Linked DNA regions of Homo sapiens: region 1 is linked to region 2. A link is a contact called in ENCODE Hi-C or POLR2A ChIA-PET data. All regions are on one chromosome and are shown on one strand. Each heading gives the region's core, a stretch centred on a gene start or an enhancer-like site at or near the end of the contact. The rest is flanking DNA. Distances are from core to core; before and after follow the strand shown. Region 1 overlaps LOC105376235 (a long non-coding RNA gene). Region 2 has its middle 330 kb from the start of LINC00474.

Region 1 (6,067 bases), core at 911-3,410, 58 kb after region 2:
GTGCACCACCACACAGGGATAATTTTTCTTTCTTTTTTTTTTTTTTTTAGAGATGTGGTCTTGCTTTGTTGCCCAGGGAGGAGTGCAGTGGCATGACAATATCTCACTGCAGCCTCAAACTCCTGGCCTCAAACGGTCTTCTCCTCTTGGCCTCCCAAAGTGCTGGGATTACAGGTGCAAGCCACCACACACAGCCCACGTTTCTGTTTTAATCATAGAGGGAAGAAATACATAGACTAACCCAACAGCTAGCATGAAAATTCCTCCCAGAGTGGGAAATCTTTTGTCTATCAAAGTACCTTGATTAGCTGCTTTTGGTGGAAGATGAGACACTTAGGGCATGGTTAGAGTCAGGAAATTAAATGATTTTTGTTTTCAGCATTAAAAAATCAGTAAAGTTGAGGCATAGAAGAGAACAGAGAAGTGAGGGGAAATTGAACAACAATGGCGAGGGACTGGAGACTGAATCCCAGGCACATTTGAAACTTAAAACTTGAGCGCAGGTCATTTGATTACCCAGTAAGTAATTAATGGCACAGTTACAGTCTATCTACCACTTTCTAGACAAAAACATGCTTGGGCAGTCTTCATGGAAATGGCACTATGAACCTGTAGACACATTTATAAACACAAAGATATCTCACTTATTTGGAGATTACTATTTCCAGCACAGCCTGTGACCTATGAGTAGGCAGTGAAATGAGAGGATATAAAATAACCCCCAATAATAATACATAGCTCGCATTTATGAAGCTTGCTAGGCACCAGGCACTTTGTAAACAGTTTTTCTCATACATGATGTGCCTAACATTTGCAAAGATAGCGTGCATATTATGCATGTTTCCAATTTTTCTGGTAGAAAAACTGAGACTTGGAAAGGTTAAATGGATGCCAAGGTCTATGAGTTAGAATATGATGGACTAGCACTAGAACTCTAATTCCAAAAAGCCTGCTATTTACCAAATATTTTCAACCCAAGGCTTCTTCCTATGGATAACTAAATGTGCCTACTAAACCAAGTTTTAAATTTTAGTCATGAAATAGCCCCTTAAGTTCCAGAGTAGAGCTCATTTACTCTTTTTTTATATGATAACTTAATGATGATACCTGGTTATCTAGTTGACACATTAAAAACTATAAATTTAATAAGTCATAGTGATGAGGGAATCCAAGAGGTAGGCCTGTGGACAATGTCAGTGAGTATTGGAAAATTAAATGAGAGCGGACACAAAAGAACAAAAACAAAACAAAACATGGAATTCAAACAAACAGAAACAGTCAGTGTGAGAAAATTCAAAGTTTGTTAAATTCAGCGAAATTGTCACTATATTCTGGTCCAGAATGTCACTGTGAAGAGTGACAACTCTGGGTTAAAAAGAAATTATGTTATAGTTCCCATTTTGAAGTAATATGACAGAATAAAATATACTTCAAGGGAAAATAATCTAATTTAAATGACTAAAATATGCACTGGTGCAGTAAATGGCTTTAGCTTATGGAGAGAAGATATTTTGGTACCCACCCTGGCCTTGCACATACATGTTAGTTCTGTGTCCTGGAGTTTCACCACTTTGAGTCATATTTACTAGTTTCTACAGTAGGAAAACTAATTATTTCTGAGGGTCCTTGTGAAGAGGAAAATAGATGACGTGTATAACACGCTCGACACATAGATTATGTTCCATATAGTTGTATTAAATCATGTTGAAAGGTCATTTTTTGTGCCCAAACGGGAATGTTCTGGCAATTGTAAAGACTTTCCAACATGGTGCAGGTCTTGCCTGAAAATAGCATGTGCATGGAATATTCACTCATCATTAGGAGAAGAAAACAGAGAGGGACTTTCCCATTCCTGCGTTATCTATTTCCACTTTGTGGAGAAAGCCATAATGTGTCAGATACACTAACTCTTGTTCTTCATATCCCAGCCAGCATAGCCCATGAGACAGAAATAGCATTCATCGAAAGCCGCAATTACCTCATTTCACTGGCCCGTTTGTGTGAGATGTGCCTTGCCTCACAGTGACTGCATGGGGCCAAAAGTCCAGCAAACAGAGCTGCTGCTTGTCCAAGAAATGGCCCTGCAAACAGGAGAGGACAACATGTTCCCTGAGCAGATTGGGACCCTTGGCTGTTTCACGAGTGTTTTGTTTTTCAGGCCAGAAACAGTGTCTGAAAACTCCTGGGGATTTCCCAAGCCCCATTCGTCAGGCGGCCAGGCTTCCTCTGACATCATCTCTGAGTGATGGGGTGCAGAGAGGGGGTCACGCAGAAGGCAGTCCAGGGGAAGCTTTAGCACGATTGCGGGAAATCAAACAGCTAGTGCTAGAGTGATCAGAAAAACAAGGAGAGCTTTCTGAAAACAGTGTCTGGCACATTATGGACATTCAAGAAGCAGGTCTTGAATGAAACACTGGGAAATCTAATGACTGGAATCCCAACTTATGTGGTCAGTATATGGCAGAGATGAGATTTCAACTAGGGTGACCAAATATTCTTCTTTTCCCAGGACTAAGAACTTTCTATGGATGTGGGAATTTGTGTGCTAACGTTGGGAAAATCCTGGGAAAATTGGGATGAGTTTGTCACCCTAATTTCAATACTGGTGTGTCCTGGCTTCAAAGCTGATGCCTTTAATCATAAAGCAAAAATCTGTCTTCAAGGAGACTTGAGTTTAATAAAAAACAAAACAAAACACAGGAATAGACAACTATCATATAAATGGAAAGAGTATACTTGCTTGAGGAAAGGAGTTAGCAGCTTAGCCAACTGTTCACCAATTACCACCACTTCTTGCTAAGAGCACTGTCATTTGTTTAGAAAATCCTCCCATTAAACATGTATTTCAATGAGCCCAGTCATGGAAATTGCATTCTCCTTGCCAATGAATGGTTTAGGAATGAGCATGTAACATAATTTTGGTCAATGAAACATGTAGGGAGGTCTGATAGGCAGATTCTTGGAAAGGTTTTCATGTTCTTCAAAAGAAACCAACAAAAGCTTCCATCACCCACTGGACATTTTTATATCAGTAGGAGACACTTGTAACTGGGTGGCTGTTTTAGATTTACCAAGGGAACTAAAGCTAGGTTAGAAGATGGGGAAGGTAGAAAGAATGTGAGTCTTTTATGACATTGTTGAGCTGTTAAATTAATTGGCCTTGCAGTCATTTCACCTCCAGACTTGTGAGATAATACATTGTCTTTATTATTGAAGTAATTTGAGACAAGGAATTCTAAAGGCAGTCAATAACATCCTAGTCAATAAAATATCCAAAAAGTAATAGGACAACAGAGGAAGGAGAGCAGCTCATTAGATGATACCATCAGGGATGGTTTCATGAAGGATCTAACATTTGAATCTTGCTGTGGAAGAAGGGTATACATTTAACAGACAAAATCAGACATAGGAAACAACACTAGAAAAACTACAAAAGATGTAGAGCTCTGGGTATAGCTGGAGGAAAGTAAGGAATCAAATTTGGCTAAAGCTAGGTTTTACAAGAGTGATTAATTGAACAGAAAGCAGGAAATGTTCTCAAGAAACAGAACATAAAAAGTTTTGAATTCCAGGCTAAGCAAACTAGAATTTCCTCATAGATGGCAGAGAGTCTGAGGATGATTGGCTAGGATGTCACCCTACATCTTCAGAGAACTACTATTAGCCACTGTTATCTCTCCTTTATTTGAACTCACTTCACATTTAGAGCCATAGTTCTCAGCTTTAGAAACATATTAGAATCACCAGAAGAATATATGAACATGTGTGTGATTCTAATATGGTGATTGTAATATGACTTACCTTGGTTCATACACATACCCTTCAGATGATATATATATAGGGCATGAGCCTCTGCTCTGAAGAGAGAGGCCTGGATTATTATTTTTTTTATTTTTTTGCTCTCTGTTAAGCTATCAGGTGACTTTGAAATGCAATTATGCTTGAGACCCATAGACATGGTCATCTATAATTTTGAATATTTTAACCTTACTTATATGGAAAGTCTCCCATAATGTCAATCTAGAAAACATATCAGAGATTTTCTAAGCAAACACCTTCAATTTTATCTCTAAAATAATGCAAACGCATTGTAAACTCTATAGGGCCATGCAAATGTACTAACTCTTATCACCGTCACCATTATCATTATAATTGATGATCAAAGAAAACACATAGAAATTAAATAATTTATTCAAAGCCAACCTGCACATTAGCATCAGATCTGGGGCTGAAAACAAAGTTTCGGCATCACTTATCTAGCATTCTTTCAATTAAGCCAAGTTGCCAATATTTCAGTAATGCATATTTCCCCAAATATTCTGCAACTACTTTTTGTGGAAAACATATGTTATATTTCTTTTGATCTTCCATAATCCCAGCTATAGTCTTCCTGGATAACTGACTCCTATATGATAATTAAATCTCACTTTTCCAGTGGTTCTAAAACATGAACATACATCAGAATTACCTGAACCTGTGTAAAAATACATATTTTGTGGCCAACTCTAGAATATGTGATTCAATAAGTCTGAAGTAGTGATTCTGGTGATTCATACTTGTAAAACATTTTTTACATAAGGTCTATCCTACTTGGAATCACACTTTGAGAGATACTACATTAGTCCAACTCCATAGGTGAAATTTTTGTCTAAAAAAGTCATTTTTTAGTTAAGTAAAATGGATTTATATCCTGGATCTGACACTTTTTAACTATAACTTGAGAGAATTACCTTCTCTAATACAGTCTCAGTTTGCAAATATATAAATGGGGCTGGTAACAAATACCTGAAATGTCTACTATGGCAGCACAATGTGCCTGGTATAGTGTTTGGCGTGTGAAAGGACTCATGTAACTGTCCATTTTCCAGCTCGCTTTCCCTGTGGATCCTCTTTCCCCATAAAGAGAGAGATTCTCTGGCTCCAGTTGGAGATTCATGGCTCTTCTTCTAGCTGGCTCTCCTTCAGTGAGCTTGAGTTTACACTTCTACCACCAAATTACTAAAACGCATATGGAGCATATTTCTAGGAAATGTTATGCAAATCATTTCAAAGGGGGAAAATATGATCGGCAAATTATGTCAATATAATCCTCAAAGTAGTTCTTTGGAGATAAAACCTATCACATATGCTCTGTATCACTTACTTTGGCATTTTTAACAGTTTAACCATAGCAGCTGTTCCTGCTCACTAATTGCCTGCAACATTAAACAATGGTTGCACATCAGTTCCCAGACTTTTCCTTCTGTGTCAACCTCACAGCTTCCAGATACATGCAAGTTTCCCCAGGTCGCTTCATTCCTCTTGTGCTAAAAGATGTCATCATATGACTGAGCAAAAGATGGTTTGTGAAAGATCAAGGTGACCTTTGGTGTGAACCTTGGTGAAACAAGAGCAGTAATAGGGTTCCCGAGCCTGAGAGAATCTGTCCACAGACACAATCTTTCCATGACTCAAAGGACTGCAGCTAAGTTTGCATCACCACCCCTGGTGGATGGGTGATTTTTCCACGTGAATTTGCTGGGACCTTTTATTTTTTTACCAGAGATGATGTACAGCCATGTATCCTGGTGTTCAAGCTAGAAACTTCAAATTTATTGTTGATTCTTCATTCTGATCCCCTACTGAAGTCACTCTGTGAGTCTTATTAGTGTTTCCACTTAAATTCTTGACTGTTCTCTCAAGCCTTGCAGCTCTTAACACAAGCTACCATCTTCTCTAGCTAGCATCACTACAATAGCATTCCAGCTAATATTCTCTGACTTCTGTTTAACCCCACTCCACTCACTCATTCTCCACCCCTCCTGGAATGATCTAAAGTGCAAGTTGTATTATACCATTCTCTTCCAACTCTTTCCAGTGACTCCCCACTAGTCTCAGAATCTAAGTCCAATGTCATCATCCTGATGGACTAGAAATGAACACTGTCCAACATGGTATCCACTCAACACAGGTGACTAATTAATGAAAATTAAATTTAAAATTCAGTGTCTCAGTGATACTAGCCACATTTCCAGCATTCAATAACTCCATGTAGCAAGTAGATACCATTTTGCACATTGAAGATATA
Region 2 (6,396 bases), core at 2,021-4,520:
AAGTGTTGGGACTACAGGAATGGGCCACGGTGCCCAGCCTATCTTGCCTTCTTTTGGCTGACATTGACAAGGGATAAAGGAAAGAGATGAGCTCCATAAAGAATTTCCCAGTTTGGAACCTCAAATGCAAGATAATTAAAAAGATTCCAGAAATTTGTGGCATTAAATGTTTAGAAAAACCTACTGCTTCTAGGTCTCAAACAGTGAAAGATGAGAAGGTAAATAAATAAATAAATAAATAATTTTTAAAAAGCTATTTACATAGCAAGAATTCAATAAGTAGTCTGAATAACAAAAGGAAAAGTAATTTGGCCCTTCAGTAAAGATAATTCTGAAAAGAGCTACAGTTATCTCTCAAGCTTACTATTCCAGATAACTTCAAGGTTGCTGTCAACACATAAAGATGGGACATGAGGAAGCCTATGAGGAGGATGCAAAAAAAAAAAAAAAAATTTAAAAACTCTATCTGGGACAGAATGTTGGGTGTATTCACTAGTACATGAAACTGATTGGAATCAAATAAATCATAAGCCCACAATATTTTTGAGGAAACAATATTGCCATGAAAGCATCATCCCAGTTCAAAACCCTGCAAGGGCTTGGCAAAGCTTAGAACAACTTTTGGATTGGATATAGGCTGCAAAGTATAAGTAGCCCCCAAGGAAGGCATTCCCAAAGGTCCACTTCAATTGTGGCATAGGAGTGTAATGGATAGGAGAGAACGTCTGAGTTTGCAGCCAAGAGCCACTGAAAACAATGAGTGCCCAAAGAAGTATTGTTCAGAGAACAAAATCAGGGCTTATCCATGAACTTTCTCTCTTCTCCATAGAGGACCTTCACAATGTCTCCCCAGCGAGATTTCAAACTTGCATTAGTCCAGTAACTGCTGTGTGTCTCCTATTTACCTCTTTTCTGAATAGTTACCCAGAACCTGAGAACTCATGTTGTGAACTGATGGAGAAAACTATGCATCAGTGAAGTATCTTGGACCTTGAGCTAGATGAGGTGACTTAGTGGGACTTTGGCTTATTTCTCCTGGGAACAAGCTGAGTGTATTCTATGTATGGGAAGAATAGTAAAATGGATATTCAGTAACCAGAGCTGAGGACTGAAGTAGAAACAATGTGACGTGTTGCCTAAAACATGCTACATGGTTCCTTTTTCTTCTGGAGACAGCTAGACTATGTTTCTCAACTCTCATTGCAATGAACAGACCAAAGAAATATGAGTGGAAGTTATAAATGCTACTTCCAAGTCTGGCTTCTAAAATCTCCTGTGTGATACTTCACATGCTCTTTTTCTCATCCTCTGCAGCTGAATGAAATGAATATAGAGGAGAACTGAAAGGCCATGGAGGATCTGAGCCACTACATGGAAAGAGCAAGGGTCCATGAATGACAGCTTGAAACAGGGTCCCTCTCTGCTGCCAACCTGCATGGATGGAGACATGAATAAGAAATAAGCACTACTGAGTCAAGACAGAGAGATCTGAAGGTTGATTGTTATAGCAGTTGGACTTCCCTATTATCTAATATACTGTGCTATCTTCCAATGCTTAGCTAGTAAGGGGGGCTCTAGGGATACCAGTTAAAGAACTCTGGAATGCATCCCTTGCAAGTCTGAGATATGAAAGGCCACAATTAGGTCATGTTAAGAAATCTAAAGCTGACTGTAGACTGAAGTCTGGCTTCAGTAAATATGAAAGAGAAAAGAAGAGCTGACTAACTGCTTTGAATTAGAGCCAGGAGAGACTGTTGCATTGCTACTGACCTGCAGTTAGAAAGTTCATCAGGGCAAGGAGCCAGTGATTGTTTCCCAGGGAACATGTGTGGGCCAATGATACAGAGCTCACTGGAGTCTTGGTTGGTTTTGTCCAGTAGGTCTGCCTGGAGGGAGAAGGAAAACTTACAAAAGGAGACTGGGGGTATACTTGTGTGTGAAGGCCCAGATAATGAGGACAGATCCCCAGAGACCTCCTAGAATAGCTAGAAAAGCCTGGGGTCAAAGAAGCTGCAGGGGAGGAGTGTCCAACATGAAACCTCTGAGGAGTTCAGGGAAACACCCCAAGAGAAAGGAAGTCAGCTTTAATCTTCGGCAGGGCCTAGAGAGTGAGAAGTCAATCAGGAATAATAAATGACCCATCTCCTTGTCCCCTGTACCCTTTGAACCAGAGGGGAGCAAAACAGAAGCTAGCTAATGAAAGATGTGTTATAGAATTCAGGGTAACTGAGGTTATGCTGCAGAAGCAAATAACAAAAAGATCTCGAGGACTTCTTGTTTAAGTTCTTTTTTTCTTCACATACATTTATTTTCTGTTCACACTACAGTATGTTATCAGTTAGCATGGGTCTCTGTTCAGCATAGTTCAGGCAGGCACACAGGCCAATAGAGGTTCTGTCTTGATACATATTTCCAAAAGACATTGTCATTGCATAAGCACAGCATTGGAACACTGTGTGACTGTCCTATGGACCTCAACTGTCCCATTTTTAACCACTGTGTGACTGTCCTGTGGACCTCAACTGTCCCATTTTTAAAATGGGAATTCATGAAATGAGGCAGAAAAAAGGAACAACACATATCGACATTTCTCAATTTTTTAAAAAGAAATTATGTGTGTGTTCATCTATCCCAGATTAGAGTTTTTTTTTTTTTTTTTTTTTTTTTTTTGAGACGGAGTCTCGCTCCTGTCGCCCAGGCTGGAGTGCAGTGGCGCGATCTCCGCTCACTGCAAGCTCCGCCTCCCGGGTTCACGCCATTCTCCTGCCTCAGCCTCCTGAGTAGCTGGGACTACAGGCAGCAGCCACCTCGCCCGGCTAATTTTTTGTATTTTTAGTAGAGACGGGGTTTCACCGTATTAGCCAGGAAGGTCTCGATCTCCTGACCTCGTGATCCGCCCACCTCGGCCTCCCAAAGAGCTGGGATTACAGGCATGAGCCACCGCACCCGGCCAGAATATTTTAATTAATTTTTTTCCTCTAACATATTTCACAAAACACACTTTTGCAAAGACCAGAATACAAGCACACCTCTGTATTTTATGTCGTTGCTGTTGTTGCCATCATACTCCTCTGAGAGTGTATGGAGGTCCACACCCAACTTTCTTGGTAAAACAGCATCCTATTTTTATCTGTTGGATTTTCAATTCTAAGATTCAAATCCAAGCATCTTCTTGCTTGTAGGCAAAGTGACCACTAGAGGGAAGCAACTGCCAGGCAGAGCAATTTCTTCACGCCATGGGTAATTTGATCCCTGTGTGTCATACTCCAAGGGTTTGGACAGAATACCTAGTTCTAACAGGAAGTTAGTAGTCACGGAGCCTGGCTACTGCCAAGCTCTTTCACTGACTTTGATCAAACCACACTTGGGGCTGCGTGCAGTGGTTTATATCTGTAATCCTAGCACTTAGGAAGGCCTAGGTGGGAGGATTGCTTTAGATCAGGAGTTTGAGACCAGCCTGGGCAAAATAGGGAGACGTTATCTCTACAAAAAAGTAAAATAGGCATGGAGGTGCACAACTGTGGCCCTAGCTACTAAGGAGGATGAAGTGGGAGGATCGCTTGAACCCAGAAGTTAAAGGTTGCAGTGAGCTATGATTGTGCCACTGCACTCTAGTCTGGGCAACAGAGCAAGAACCTGTATCTAATAAATAAATAATAAACAAACAAACAAACCACATTTGGGCTCTGTGTCCCTGGGTCTTTATAGACACAAAGTATAGCCTTGGGAAACATGAGTGGCCTTTATTTATTTTTGTGAAACTCTCCCAGTAATTCTTTTTATAAGGCTCTTCCGTCACCTCTTTTAAGACTAACTGGAGCGGTAACCCCTCCTTAGGCTCAGAGATGACATTCTCTCCATTCAGCCAGCTTGTCCTCTGCCCTCATGGGACACATCGCTCTTCTTGAGCTGATGGGAGTCTGAGAAACAATCTTATACACCAAAGATAACCCTCCATTCCTCTATGGGCAGAAAAACAGATCGCAATTAGATGAGCCAGGGACCTTAATAAATGCAGATGTCCATTTAAATAAACCAGCAACTCTTGGGATGTAAACAGAAACAGAAACATACTTCATAATTAGAGATGAATGATGAGCAAATGAGTCAGTAGAGGATGGATTAAAGCAATAGTCTATAGCAATAATCAGAAAGTCAGAGCCCAAATCTCAGATCTCTCAGTAATTGTTAATTTTTGTTAGATTATTTAGTGTTTCTGAGTTTCAGCTTCTACATCTGTACAAAGAATCTGATGATACTTATTTGTGTGCATGCACAAAGCTAGGTACATTGTAGCATTCAAATGTTCATCTTAAGAAACAAAATGAAGGGTGAAGAAAAAGAGCAAACTTTGTGCATCTAATACCTGGTACAGTGGAGTCAACTAGTGCTTTGGGGCATATCACACTGGTGGTCTAATTCCAGCTCTGCCATCTACTGGCTGTGTGACCTTGGACTTGTCACTGACCCATATTCAACCTCAGTTTCTTATTTGGAAACCTAAAGTATTAATGGCTGCTTGATATCCAAAGGAGACAGATGATAGGCATCAAGTCAGTAGCTACCAAGGATTATTATTTTCCACATAAGGTACTTTTCTAAATTCATCCTGATTAATACTATAATATAATCTCATCATCAACCCTCTAAAGCAGGAATTATTATCCCCATTTCACAGGCCAAGAAACTGAGAGATTTAAAACTAGACAGTGTCTGGACTGTTTCTGTGGTCTAATTGTTTCATCATGCCTTAACTGAAGTAGAAGACCTGTTGACCCATGCTGACTACTAGAGCTCCTGGCTAAGGTTTCCTTTGCTTTCCTTTGTTTGTTTGTTTGTTTTTGAGATAGGGTCTCACTCTGTCACCTTAGCTAATGTGAAGTATCGCAATCACAGCTCACTACAGCCTTGAATTCCTGGGCTCTAATGGTCCTCTTGCCTTAGCCTCTAGAATAGCTGCTACAATGCAGGTACATGCCACCATACATGGCTAATTTTTTATTTTTTGTAGAGACTGGAGTCTTGCCATGTTGCCCAGGCTGGTATCAAATTCATGGCCTCGAGCTATCCTCCTGCACTAGCCTTCCATAGCCCTGAAATTACAGGTGTGGGCCCCCATGACCAGCCTAAGGTTCTCTCTGATAAGTGCTATTTCCTCCGCAGCCTTCCCAAAGCTTTGGGGGGTACACACTTTCTTTGCCTACCGTTTTCTCCTCTAGTGTGTGCATTGACTGAAATCACCCACTAGATGGTGCTGATATACTAACTTTGGTTTGCTTTGGCATCTACCCGGTGAATTAAAAATTTACTTTATACATCAACAAACCAAAATCTCTACATAAATCTCAGCTTGTAAGAATCATATACTTGTAAAGATTTTTTTTTTTAAATTCAGGGTGAACTCTGGAGGCTTAGTTATCTTGCTTAAAAATGCAGACCAGCCTTCTATAAATTTACCAGCTGAGGCTCTTCTATGGCCATGAGCAATCTCAACACTGTGTGTGTATCTGCTCCAGGGTGAGATGGAAATTATTAGCGGCTTTTTCTCTGAGTGTATAGCTCAATGGGCTTGTGAGAGCCCACCAGCTCTCCATAGCTTCTGCTTACTGCTCTGTGAAAGGAGACGCAGAATACAGACTCGGCTCACAGCTCATGTGAGGATAGAACAGGGTATTCTAGTAGATCTGATTACTCTCTGATTTCCACTTCTTTCTCTTATTGCCTGTCACAAATGTCTATAAAATCATCATTTTGGAAAAGTATCACACCCCTTTATAACAACAATAATAACCAACCTCTATATAGCCTTTTGTGGTTTACAAAGCATGTCTCTCTCAAATATTTAATATATCTAAATTAACAGTCAGTGTTATTTACTCCATTTTACAGAGGAGAAATTAAGGCTCAAGGGAGTAAGTAGATTCCTAAGGATCTACAAACTATTTAATTACAGTGCCAGAACTTGAACCCAAGCTTTCTGATTACAAGTATCTGGCTAATGTCACTACACAAGATAAAAACCTTTATTACATCTAAGGAATACACTTATAATGACAACTCATATCCTGCTACTTCTTTTCTGAATACCTCTGAATTTCACCTTACTTCAAAATTCAGAGTCCCTGGAGGGAGAAAACAACCCTCTCTCCCCACTTTTCTTGTTTCCTCCCTCCTGTCTTCCATTCTAGTGCCCAACCCAGCAATAAATGTTGTGGGAGGCAACAGAGAAGACACTGTCTGTGTTCCATGTAGCTACAGAACACCAAAGCTGGAAGGGATTATTGTGATTATCTCATCTAACCACCCCTTTTCCATTTAAGGAAATCAAGCCAGGAAGGACAAGAAATATTCCTATATGTGACGCCATGGGATTGTCTCAAATGACCTACTTTTAAT

What was found. Hi-C counts contacts between places; a loop is a spot of excess contacts on that map. ChIA-PET counts read pairs that join two places held with the same protein, here RNA polymerase II (POLR2A). Pooled maps may share reads with other maps.
Region 1: a loop to region 2 is called in a map of dorsolateral prefrontal cortex, with 2.5 times the contacts of the local background. The contact joins two enhancer-like sites. A Hi-C loop is called at or near these places in 9 of 168 maps with a recorded cell type or tissue (IMR-90, PC-3, aorta and 6 more) and 4 of 50 pooled maps. POLR2A ChIA-PET finds 5 or more read pairs at or near these places in 5 of 52 experiments (AG04449, AG04450, IMR-90 and 2 more).

The regions. Positions count from the first base shown.
Region 1 is chr9:115,648,096-115,654,162 of GRCh38, forward strand. The region is part of intron 2 of LOC105376235 (a long non-coding RNA gene); the gene reads left to right. Among named protein-coding and RNA genes, the nearest start is that of LINC00474, 270 kb to the right of the region's middle. Within about 2 kb of position 2,161, at least 5 of the 41 ENCODE cell types and tissues checked have a DNase peak (open chromatin) inside an H3K27ac peak, as active enhancers do.
Region 2 is chr9:115,588,486-115,594,881 of GRCh38, forward strand. No RefSeq gene overlaps it. Among named protein-coding and RNA genes, the nearest start is that of LINC00474, 330 kb to the right of the region's middle. Within about 2 kb of position 3,271, at least 6 of the 41 ENCODE cell types and tissues checked have a DNase peak (open chromatin) inside an H3K27ac peak, as active enhancers do.